Regions from separate parts of the Homo sapiens genome. Here region 2 is linked to region 1. The links are chromatin contacts, found by Hi-C or POLR2A ChIA-PET in ENCODE. All regions are on one chromosome and are shown on one strand. The core of a region is the stretch at or near the end of the contact, and the rest is flanking DNA. Distances in the headings are between cores, read along the strand shown. Region 1 holds the start of LINC02255 (long intergenic non-protein coding RNA 2255). Region 2 has its middle 31 kb from the start of GOLGA6A.

Region 1 (5,814 bases), core at 966-3,465:
GATCATTCTTAGATAGATCCCTCCCAGAACACACCTGTGGGCTGGCATTTGCGTATTGGTTTGTTTGAAGTAGCACTCTGCTGTAGTGAAAGGGCAACAAAGGGGCAATTTTTCTTCTTGACACTGACAATAATTGACCATTTCCAGTTTTTATAGGTGTGTTGTGACCTTTAACTCCAACACATCCCTGCAAACACCCTTAGCCCAAAATCTGACCTGTGCATTGCAAAATGCCAAAACCCACTAAATGCCTCTCTGAAGCCTCCCAGCCCCACGGCCTTTCCACCCACTCCACCTGCTGTGGCCAGGCTGGGAGGGGTGCAGGAAGGTGGCACACTGCCATGTACAATTTGGAAGAGGAAGAGCCAGGAACCCCTCCAGGCCCAGCTCTCTGTGAGCCCTGCCAAGGCCACCTACACCTGCCTGACTCTCTGGGGCCCCTCAGCCCTGGCCTGGGAAAGAGGCTTCGCCCAAATCCAAGATGCAGGCCCCTGCCACAGGGCTTACCTACACCCCTGTGAGAGCCCTGGGTAGGGGTCAGAAAATGGGGCAGAGGCCAGAGCCAGCACTGGGGGCAGAAGCAGGCAGTCCCTCCTCCCATGGTTAAGCCTGCATCCTCTCTCCTCCTGCGCGGTGGCCCTTCCTCACTGAGCACCTGCCAAATCTGCCAGGTGCGAAGCCTGCTGTCAGGGCCAGAAAGTCAGAGGCAAATTCAGGGGTGAGCTGAACAGTGTTTAACAACCAGGTCTCTGGACTGGGGTGAGGGGCCCTGATTTGTAGTCTTTGCCTATTTCTGTGGTGCAAATATTCCTACCCTGGCAGATATAAAGCCAGCAGTATTTTGTCACTGAGCGTGGAGCTGGTTCACAACATCACAAAGTGTGTGCACCACCAGGTGCAATAGACACAAATTACCTTACGAGCATGAATAATGGTAACATATAGTAAAATAATTAGGAAATGATGAGTTGCTAGTGGGTATTTCCTTTTTTAACAAAATGTATTTAAGGTTATATAATTTAAGTACCGACAATGACTGTGCTTAACAACTCGTTCGCAAAATTCTGAAAATGTGGCCACCAGCACCTATGAGCCGGTACCAGCTGGCTGCAGGCCCATCACTGGGAATTGAGTGTGGTCCCTGCTCTCTGAAGGCGACAGGTCTACCCAGGGTGGGCCGGTCTGTGGGGGGACAGAGGGATGCATGGGGGCCACGGAGAACCAGAGGAGACACTCTGTGCAGGGGTTCAGGGAAGGCTTCTTGGAGGAGGCAGCATTATAGAGAACAAAGGGGAGGGTAAATATATCCCAGAAAAGGGTAAGGAGAGAGTGCCAGGCTAGAGAGGACACTGGGGAAAGACCAGGAGAAAACAAAGTGTTTGGCGTGGTCCAAAAACTAAAAATGTGTGTCTCAGTCTGGCTGATGGGATGGCTGGGTTCCAGCCCAGGTTCTGCTGCTGATGCCTCTGTCACTTGGACCAAGTCCACTCCATTCTCTAGGCTTCTCGCCTCTGTCAAATTGGGGTCCGAACCAGATGGGTTCCAGGCCCGCTGGTGATCTAGACCCCCAAGAAGTCTGCAGAGGGGCCTTGTGAACATGTATATAGCTCATGGAGGAAGTCTGGCCCACAACTGACACTTCACAACCAGATCTTCCCCTCCCTCCTCCTCTCCCCTTCACCCGGTTCCCCCAGGTGATCCTGGAAATTCTGGTTTGGCTTCAGAAAGTAACTATAATTACAGCCTTTTTTTTTTTTTTTTTTTTGAGACAGAGTTTCGTTCTTATCGCCCAGGCTGGAGTGCAGTGACTTGATCTTGGCTCACTGCAACCTCCACCTCCTGGGTTCAAGCGATTCTCCTACCTCAGCCTCCTAAGTAGCTGGGATTACAGGGGGACCTGCCGCCATGCCTGGCTAATTTTTTTGTATTTTTTAGTAGAGACGGGTTTCGCCATGTTGGCCATAATTACAGTCATTTATAGAACACTTTGCTGCCTCTCCTAATTACCAAGCTGTGCAATTCCAGTTACGCATGTAAGGAAACATCTCAGGAACCCCTCCCTGGGGCCAGCCTGTCAACCGCAGCCCCCAGGCCAGCTGGAATGGAGTGGGAGTGCCCGTGGCTGCTGCTGACGTCTCCCTCCTGGCTTCCTTTCATGCCAGACCAGGAAGGAAACCTTGGTTCAAAGGCCTGCCCTGGGGTGGGTGTGGGATGAAGAGAGACAGGGAAAGTCCCTCAAGATGATGAGCTTGCGACATGGGGGAGGGGAGAGGGACTCCTTCTGGTGATGCAGAAGGCCTCCGTCTACACAGCAGGTGAGTCTTAGAATGCCGGGGCGGGTCGTGGTTTCACAGCATGAGTTAGAGCTTGTTCCCCAGGAAAGGGGCTGTTTAAGTTTAGAAAGCAATGGTCCTTCCACTAGGTACAGGTTCCCCGGCCTCATGTCCATCACCACCACTGAAGCTCCCTTAGCAACAGCCCTCACCCTGCAGAGCAGCCATCCAGCCCTGCCTCTGATGCCTCCTGTGACTGGGATTAGTACCCCAAGCCTCTGTGACATTTGGGTACTCCATTAATGAGAAAGCTTTTCTTCCATCAAGATAAGCTTCCCTCTGTGCAATTTCTTTTTTGTTGTTGTTTGGAGATTTTGTTGTTGTTGTTGTTTTGTTTTGTTTTTTTGAAACAGAGTCTTACTCTGTTGCCCAGGCTGGAGTGCAGTGGCATGATCTCGACTAACTGCAGCCTCTGGCTCCCGGGTTCAAGAGTTTCTCCCACCTCAGCCTCCTGAGTAGCTGGGACTATAGGCACACACTACCACACCTGGCTAATTTTCGTGTTTTTAGTAGAGACAGGGTTTCGCCATGTTGGCCAGGCTGGTCTCGAACTCCTGACCTCAGGTGATCCACCCGCCTCAGCTTCCCAAAGTTCTGGGATTACAGGCATGACCTACCACATCCAGCCTCCTCTGTGCAATTTTTTTCCGTTTTCTTTTTCTTTTTCTTTTTTTTGAGATGGAGTCTTGCTCTGTCGCCCAGGCTGGAGTGCAGTGGTGCGATCTCGGCTCACTGTAACCTCCGCCTCCCAGGTTCAAGCGATTCTCTGCCTCAGCCTGCCAAGTAGCTGGGATTACAGGTGCCCGCCACCACATCCGGCTAATATTTTTTTTTTTTTTTTTTTGAGACGGAGTCTCGCTTCTTTGCCCAGGTTGGAGTGCAATGGCACAATCTTGGCTCACTGCAACCTCCGCCTCCCAGGTTCAAGCAATTCTCCTGCCTCACCTCACCAGTAGCTGGGATTACAGGTGCCCACCACCACGACCAACTAAATTTTGTATTTTTTAGTAGAGATGGGGTTTCACCCTGTTGCCCAGGCTGGTGTCAAACTCCTGACTTCAAGTGATCCACCTACCTCGGCCTCCCAAAGTGCTGGGATTACAGGCACTAGCCACCACGCCCAGCCTATATTTTTAGTAGAGACGGGGTTTCACCATGTTGGCCAGGCTGGTCTTGTACTCCTGACCTCATGATCCACCCACCTCGGCCTCCCAAAGTGCTGGGATTACAGGCACGAGCCACCACAGCCAGCCTATTTTTTTAGTAGAGACAGGGTTTCACCATGTTGGCCAGGCTGGTCTTGAACTCCTGACTTCATGATCCACCCACCTCGGCCTCCCAAAGTGCTGAGATTACAGGCATGAGTCATCACGCCCCACCTCCTCTTTTTTTTCTACCCACAGGTCCCATCTCAAGTCTCTGGGGCTACTACTCCCTCTGCCCTGGGTGTGCCAATGGATACTGTCCCCCCTACTGGTCCTCTCCTGGACAGGTGTCCAGCTCCCCTAAACCTCGCCTGGTTCCTTAGCCCCACCAGTTTCTGAGACAGCCCTGATGTGGAGGCTCCCTGGGACTTCTCACTGTACATACCACCTCCCGCCAGGTGCCCACACTCAGTCCTAGGCACAGAGCTGGCAATCCCAAGGGGCTCCACTCCTGAGCCCCAGCATCCCACCTCCCACAACTCGACCATCTGGGTGGCCCCCAGGCCCACACCCATGCCACACCCAAATCCAACCCCACCAGCTTCCTCTGCCCCTGCCCCTCACCCCAGGCCCCTTTCATCCAGTCTTCAAAGCGTCAAACTGCTGCTCCCCCTGCTCCTTCTTCCAAGTGTCTCCAAACCCCACCCCTCTCTTCCCAGACCCCGAGCCCTGCCCATCAGGCCACCATCCTCTGTCCCCTAAATTCTGAAAAGGCCCCTCCCTGCTCTCCCCGCCTAAACCCGCCCCCTCCCATGTGTCCTGAGAGCAGCATAGCGTGGAGGTTAGGGGCAGGGCTCCAGTGCATTCCATCCCCTGCTCCTCCACTCACTGACTGTGTGGCCTTAAGCAAGCTGCTCAACCTCTCTGTGCATCGTTGTCTTAATAGTATCTCTCTCCTAGAGTTGCCTGTGAATAGTCTGGTTGCCAAGGAATTCAGAGTGGCCGATAGAGGACAGAAGGGAGGGGTAAAACAAAGCAGAAAGGGGCACAGGAGCCAGGTCCTTAAGTCCTTAAGACCTTCAATGCTCAACTAAGGCCTGGGAAATTTCTCCTGAGATGAGTGGAGAGCCTTCAGGATAGTCTTAAGTCTCTGATCAATGTTGTGCCTTTGGAATGTCTTGGTGCCTATGGTGCCTATGGAATGTCTTGCTTTCTTTCCTGCAGAGACTGAGAGCCCCTCCTGTCCCAGGGGTGCTGAGAGGTCTGTCTCTGGCTCCCCCACCGCTCCCATGTCTCTGCTGGGACTGGTAAGTCATGGAGCTATGCCCGGCAGAGTTCTCTTGCCAGACTCCAGGCCTCTCTCACCACAGGAGATCAGGACTGGACTCCCAGGGGTCTGACCTGACTTCCAACCCCAGGAGGGTGGGTGGTGTCCAGCGAGGGCTTGTCTAGGTCGTCCAGCCTTCCGCTGTTGGCCTCAGGGACCATCCAGGCAGCCTGCCCAAGTTACTCTTGACCCCTCCTCTGACACAGACTCTCCACCTACCTACAAAGCTCTTTCACAAATGTGTCATTATTTTGTTTAATCCTCATAACAACTCTGGGAGTTGGGTGTTATTATCCCATTTTACAGTTGGCAAACTGGATAATGTATGATGTCTTACCTACTCGCTAGGAGCCCAGTCACAACGGTTCATGCCTGAGTGGGAGGAGGATTGGGGGTGCTCCTCCACCCACCTCAGCCAGCCAGGCCCAGCACTGAGTGAGGGGCCAAGTGGGAGGGGAGGCAGCCTGTGGCGGCGGGAGGGGGGCCCAGGGAAGTGGAGGGCAGGTGGGGGCTGCTGGCACTGGGACCTGCCAAGTAGAGAGCGAGGCCAGAAGGGGCTGGGAGGCCTTGAGGGCAGGGAGAGCAGGAACGGGAATGAAGAGGCAGGCTAGGAGCAGGCTCCAAATCTGAAACCTGGGAGGAACCTCCTTGAGTCACCCTACTCTTTGTACAGATCAGGAAATTGAGGCCCACCCAGTCAGGAAGAGAAATTCGTCTAAAACCACTCAGCCTGCCAGAGACCAAGCCAGAATCTGTGCCAGAGCGCACCCAGGCTGTTCCTGGAGAACCCAGGAACCAGCCCCACGGGGCCAATCAGCTGGCACTGGGCTGACCAGCAGGCACTGAATGAAACTTCTAGCCTCCGGGCCTCTCTGGGTGGCCAGCAGGGGGCGGTACTGCCCCAGGAGTGACAGCTCCCAGACTCCCAGCCACTGCCCTCAGGCCCATCCCAAGGTCCCAGGGCAGAACCAGGGCTGGGGACACAGAAGGCATAGGTGGGAGGCAGGGT
Region 2 (5,237 bases), core at 1,576-4,075, 330 kb before region 1:
CTTTTATATTTAGTTTAACATCTGTTAGAAACAATACAACCAGGCCATGCGCGGTGGCTCACACCTGTAATCCCAGCACTCACTTTGGGAGGCCGACGCGGGTGGTTCACTTGAGGTCAGGAGTTCGAGACCAGCCTGGCCAACATGGTGAAACCTGTCTCTACTAAAAATACAAAAATTTGCTGGGTGTGGTGGCCCGTGCCTGCAATCCCAGCTATTCGGGAAGCTCTGAAGCAGGAGAATTGCTTGAACCTGGGAAGAGGAGGTTGCAGTGAGCCGCGATTGTGCCACTGCACTCCAGCCTAGATGACAAGAGTGAAATTCCGTCTCAAAAAAAAAAAAAAAAAAAAAGGAAAAAGAAAAAAAGAAACAATACAACCAGCTCATCGAAAGTCTGATTTCTGGCCAGGTGTGATGGCTCACGCCTGTAATCCCAGCACTTTGGGAGGCCAAGGCAGGTGGATCATGAGGTCAGGAGATCAAGATCATCCTGGCTAACACAGTGAAACCCTCTCTCTACTAAAAATACAAAAAATTAACCGGGTGTGGTGGTGTGCACCTGTAGGCCCAGCTACTCGGGAGGCTGAGGCAGGAGAATTGTTTGAACCCGGGAGGCAGAGGCTGCAGTGAGCTGAGATTGTGCCACTGCACTCCAGCCTGGGCAACAGAGTGAGACACCATCTCAAAAAAAAAAAAAAATTGTGATTTCTGGGATCTAGTTGCTCAGAATGATGCTGAAGTGGAATTCTTTAAAGATCCACTTAGGACAAATAGTAAGTAACTCCACACTCGGAAGGGACACAGGTAGAGGAAAACTTATGACTGTGGAAGTGAATGGCCTGTTAATTTGGGGAAATACTGGGTTACCAGTGGACTTAGGGTGAGCTCCACAGCTAAGGATAGGGCCCAAGTTAGAACTGGGGTAAGGATGGGGTGGGCTTAGAATCGGGGTGAGGGTTAGAGCTAAAGTTCAGGGGAGGCCCCAGGTTAGGATTTGGGATTAGATCAGATGGAGGGGCACATTTGGTGCTTAAGGTTGAGAATAAACCTTAGGAATTAGGAATTGAGTTAGAATTGGGGTGAGTTAGGAATTTAGTTAGAAATGGAGTTAAAGTCACTCTTCAGGCCACAAGTCTTTGTGACTTTAGTAACTGAAAAGTCCATGGAACTGTGAACAGATGGGCAGGAGCTTCTCGACCCCCTAATAGGCACCCCAAGTTCAATCTGCCTTTTCCCCCAAATCCTCTTCTAGAAGCACCTGGCAGGGGCTCTGCCTGAGCTCACAACTCCAACAAGGTCAATGTACACCAATCGGATTGGAGGGACTGAGGAGTGGGCAATCCTGCCCAGGAGGGAGAGCATGGGACAACCAGGTAAGACAACTGGGTACCAGACACGATTTCACCATTTAGCACAAGTAACCTTTAATCTTCCCAACTGTCCTATGTGGTTACAGCCCATCTTCCTCCTACAGAGGAGCACAGCAGGGCAGCAAGGCTGAGTACCTCGTCAGGGTCATTAAACTTGTATGTGGCAGAGCTGGGATTTGCCTGCGGGGAGCCTGTGTCTAGACTGGCACCATCTGTGGCCTACATCATGGAGCGCATGGCCACGTGTTGGGGGACAGGCTGCCTGGTCTCTCCTTCTCTCCTTTCTGTGCTCTCCTGAGTTGTCAGTCTCAGGTGATGCAGAAGGCAGGTCTCTGGAAGCTACCCCCACCTTCTCATCCCTGTGCTTGAACTTTCATTTTAATTTTTTCATTTAGGGCAGTGTTTCTGGACCTTTTTATAATTATTATTATTGTCCTCTTAAGGAGCATTTTTAGCATCTTTTCCCAATTGTGCCTCCCTGTATGAAATTTTAATACCATAGATACACTGTACATTCCATAGGATTTTCTAGATACAAGATCGCATCATCTGCGAATAGAGATGGTTTTACTTCTTCCTTACATGGACATATGTATGGACTGTGAGCCTTTGGAGGGTCAGAAACCATGGTAATAGCCAAGATGGTCAACTGCCCTTCCTCCCCTGCCTTTTCATCCTCTGTGGGGTGATAATGCCTCTGTTGAGAATGCATGATTTAGGGTAAGGCCCCACCCCGTTACAATGTAGGTAAGAAGTGGTCACGGGAAGGAGTGGGTGGGATGCGGGCTGCACCTCTATGTGGGTGGAGACTAGGTGGGCCAGATGGAGGGAGATGGAAGGGAATGGAGATCCAGGTTTCTGAGAACACACTCGCCTGTAGTGGCCTTGGTCCTGGTCCCAGGCACAGGCACAGGCTGAGCCTGGGGCTAGGGGAGGAATGGGGCCAGTACCGTCACTTATTTTTGTCTCTGAATCCAGATGTCAGCTCCAGACCCGCTGGACCTGAATAAAGCAAATACCTGTGGAGACTCTGTTGAGAGAAGAGTCTAGAATTTCAACAGATTCTCCCCATACTAAAAGCAAACAAACAAAAACAAAATGAAACAACCAAACAAACAAAAACAAAAAACAGGAAGTTTGGACGTCTCTGTTCACCCTTACAAAATGCATTTGCTGTCAAGTGAGGGGAAAATTCCTTCATTCTTGGCTCAAGGAACTTCCTTAAACTAAGACCAGCTGCCTGGACTGTGCTAAATTCAGTTTATAAATATTATAAATATCCCAAACTTGATAGCCAAGCACATTACAAAAGCTAGCTAGCTAACCGCAGAAATTTTCCAAAATGCTAGCCAGTCAGACAAGTATGAGATATTGTGAAATCCTGTGTTGCTTGTCTGATTTCCTGAAATCATTCCTCTCAGACTGAGTGCAGAAGGCCTGGGGGTGGAATTCAGGAGCACTGACTATCTCCTACAGTTCTAGAGCCTTAAAGCCCTGGCCGACCCCAGGGTGGATTGATTGCACAGTAAGTCAGACCAACCAGCTGGGCGCAGTGGCTCATGCCTGTAATCCCAGCACTTTGGGAGGCCGAGGCAAGTGGACCTAGGGTCATGAAGAAGGTGGAGGCACTGAGGCCCTGAGTGATTTTATAAAGAACACCTTAGCAAATATCCAGCACTATGGGTTCACCTTCACTCAGGACCCACAAAGCCCCACGTTCTGACAGATTTTGTTTATCAGACAAATTGCACTTAGTCATGCTTCATTCATTTTTCTCGGAGACTTCCCAGGTTACATAGACCTGAGATAATCTCCCCATCTCGCCGTCACCCCCCACGAAGTCACTCCATGTTTCTGTTTGCAATACAGTCTTACATGGATCAATATTAGATTTTCATGGTGCTCTTTGCATTTTGCAACTATTGCTTAAGCTGGAGACCCAAAACGAGCACTAGCTTTAGAGTCAAAGACTCCTGGATTCCAGTTTCAGCTGAGAGACTGTGAGCACATCGCCAGCCCACTCTGATCCTGTATCCTATTTGTACAATCACCTATTTCCCATCAATTGCAAGGCTGGAAAGAAAAGTGCCCACTCTGGCCAGTACACGGTAGGAGCTTAGTAAGCTTAAGCTCTCTTGCTTCCCCACTACCCTAAAGTGTTAGGGGAAAGACAGATGTGGGGAATGTCACCTGGGAAGCTCCAGCTGTATGCTTCACAATCCTACTGAGAGGTGACAGCCTGCTGGCAGCCCTGGCTCGCTCTCGGGCCTCCCCTGCCTTGGCTCCCACTTTGGCGGCACTTGAGGAGCCCTTCAGCCCGCCACTGCATGGTGGGAGCCCCTTCCTGGGCTGGCCGAGGCCAGAGCCGGCTCCCTCAGCTTGCGGGGAGGTGTGGAGGGAGAGGCGCAGGCAGGAACCGGGGCTGCGCGCGGCGCTTGTGGGCCAGCGCGAGTTCCGGGTGGGCATGGTCCGCAGGCCCAGCACTGGGAGCGGCCAGCGGGCCCCGCCAGCCCCCCGCAAGTGAGGGGCTTAGCACCTGGGCCAGCAGCTGCTGTGCTCGACTTCTCGCCAGGCCTTAGCTGCCTCCCCGCGGGGCAGGGATCTGGACCTGCAGCCCTCCACGCCTGAGCCTCCCCCCACCGCCCCGCTATGGGCTCCTGTGCGGCCGGAGCCTCCAGGACGAGCGCCACCCCCTGCTCCATGGCACCCAGTCCCATCGACCACCCAAGGGCTGAGGAGTGCCTGCGCACGGCGCGGGACTGGCAGGCAGCTCCACCTGCGGCCCCCGTGCGGGATCCACTGGGTGAAGCCAGCTGGGCTCCTAAGTCTGGTGGGGACTTGGAGAATCTTTATGTCTAGCTAAGGGATTGTAAATACACCAATCAGCACCCTGTCTCTAGCTCAAGGTTTGTAAACACACCAATCAGCACGCTGTGTCTAGCTCAGGGTTTGTGAATGCACCAATGGGCACTCTGTATCTAGTTACTCTGGTGGGGGCTTGGAGAACCTTTATGTCTAGCTAAGGGATTGTGAATGCACCAATCGGCACTCTGTATCTAGCTCAAGGTTTGTAAATGCACCAATCAGCACTCTGTGTCTAGCTCAGGGTTTGTAAATACACCAATCCACACTCTGTATCTAGCTAATCTAGTGGGGACATAGAGAACTTTTGTGTCTAGCTCAGGGATTGTAAACACACCAATCAGCACCCTGTCAAAACGGACCAATCAGCTCTCTGTAAAATGGACCAATCAGCAGGATGTGGGTAGGGCCAGGTAAGAGAATAAAAGCAGGCTGCCCCCCCCGCCCCCCCCCGCCCCAGCCAGCAGTGGCAATGATGCTTAGATTCCCTTTGACGTTGTGGGGGTTTGTTTTTTTTGGTCTTTGAAATAAATCTTGTTACCGCTTGCTTTTTCAGTTCACGGTGACTTTATGAGCTGTAAGGCTCACGGCGAAGGTCTGCAGCTTCACTTCGGAAGCCAGCGAGACCACCAACCCCCCTGGAGAAAGGAACAAGTCCAGAAGCACCACCTTAAGAGTTGTAGCACTCACGGCAAATGTCTGCAGCTTCATTCCTGAGCCAGCAAGACCACGAACCCCCCAGAAAGAACAAACGCCCACCACCAGAAGGAACAAACTCTGGACACGCCGCGAGGCGTGTAACTGTAACACACACCGCGAGGGTCTGTGGCTTTATTCTTTAAGTCAGTGAGACCAAGAACCCACCATTTCTGGACACAATGCCAATGAAAATTCTGAATTAGGCTTCAGTTTACCATCTACAAAATGAGACAGGACAGGAGTGGGTAGGAAGAGGAGCTTGGCTTTGTTAGTTTAAAGTGGGCTGGTCTGATTGTGTAACGCGGG

Evidence for each region. Hi-C counts contacts between places; a loop is a spot of excess contacts on that map. ChIA-PET counts read pairs that join two places held with the same protein, here RNA polymerase II (POLR2A). Pooled maps may share reads with other maps.
Region 2: POLR2A ChIA-PET joins it to region 1 with 16 read pairs in BJ. The contact joins the enhancer-like site here to the promoter of LINC02255 in region 1. A Hi-C loop is called at or near these places in 1 of 168 maps with a recorded cell type or tissue (PC-9) and 6 of 50 pooled maps. POLR2A ChIA-PET finds 5 or more read pairs at or near these places in 1 of 52 experiments (BJ).

Annotation. Positions count from the first base shown.
Region 1 is chr15:74,376,867-74,382,680 of GRCh38, forward strand. LINC02255 (long intergenic non-protein coding RNA 2255) reads left to right here and starts at 2,216. Exons shown (of 4, transcript NR_146881.1): 1 at 2,216-2,315; 2 at 4,703-4,785. RefSeq lists enhancers at 1,613-2,113, 2,239-2,548.
Region 2 is chr15:74,048,771-74,054,007 of GRCh38, forward strand. No RefSeq gene overlaps it. Among named protein-coding and RNA genes, the nearest start is that of GOLGA6A, 31 kb to the right of the region's middle. Within about 2 kb of position 2,826, at least 20 of the 41 ENCODE cell types and tissues checked have a DNase peak (open chromatin) inside an H3K27ac peak, as active enhancers do; they include PC-9, where a contact is called at or near this core.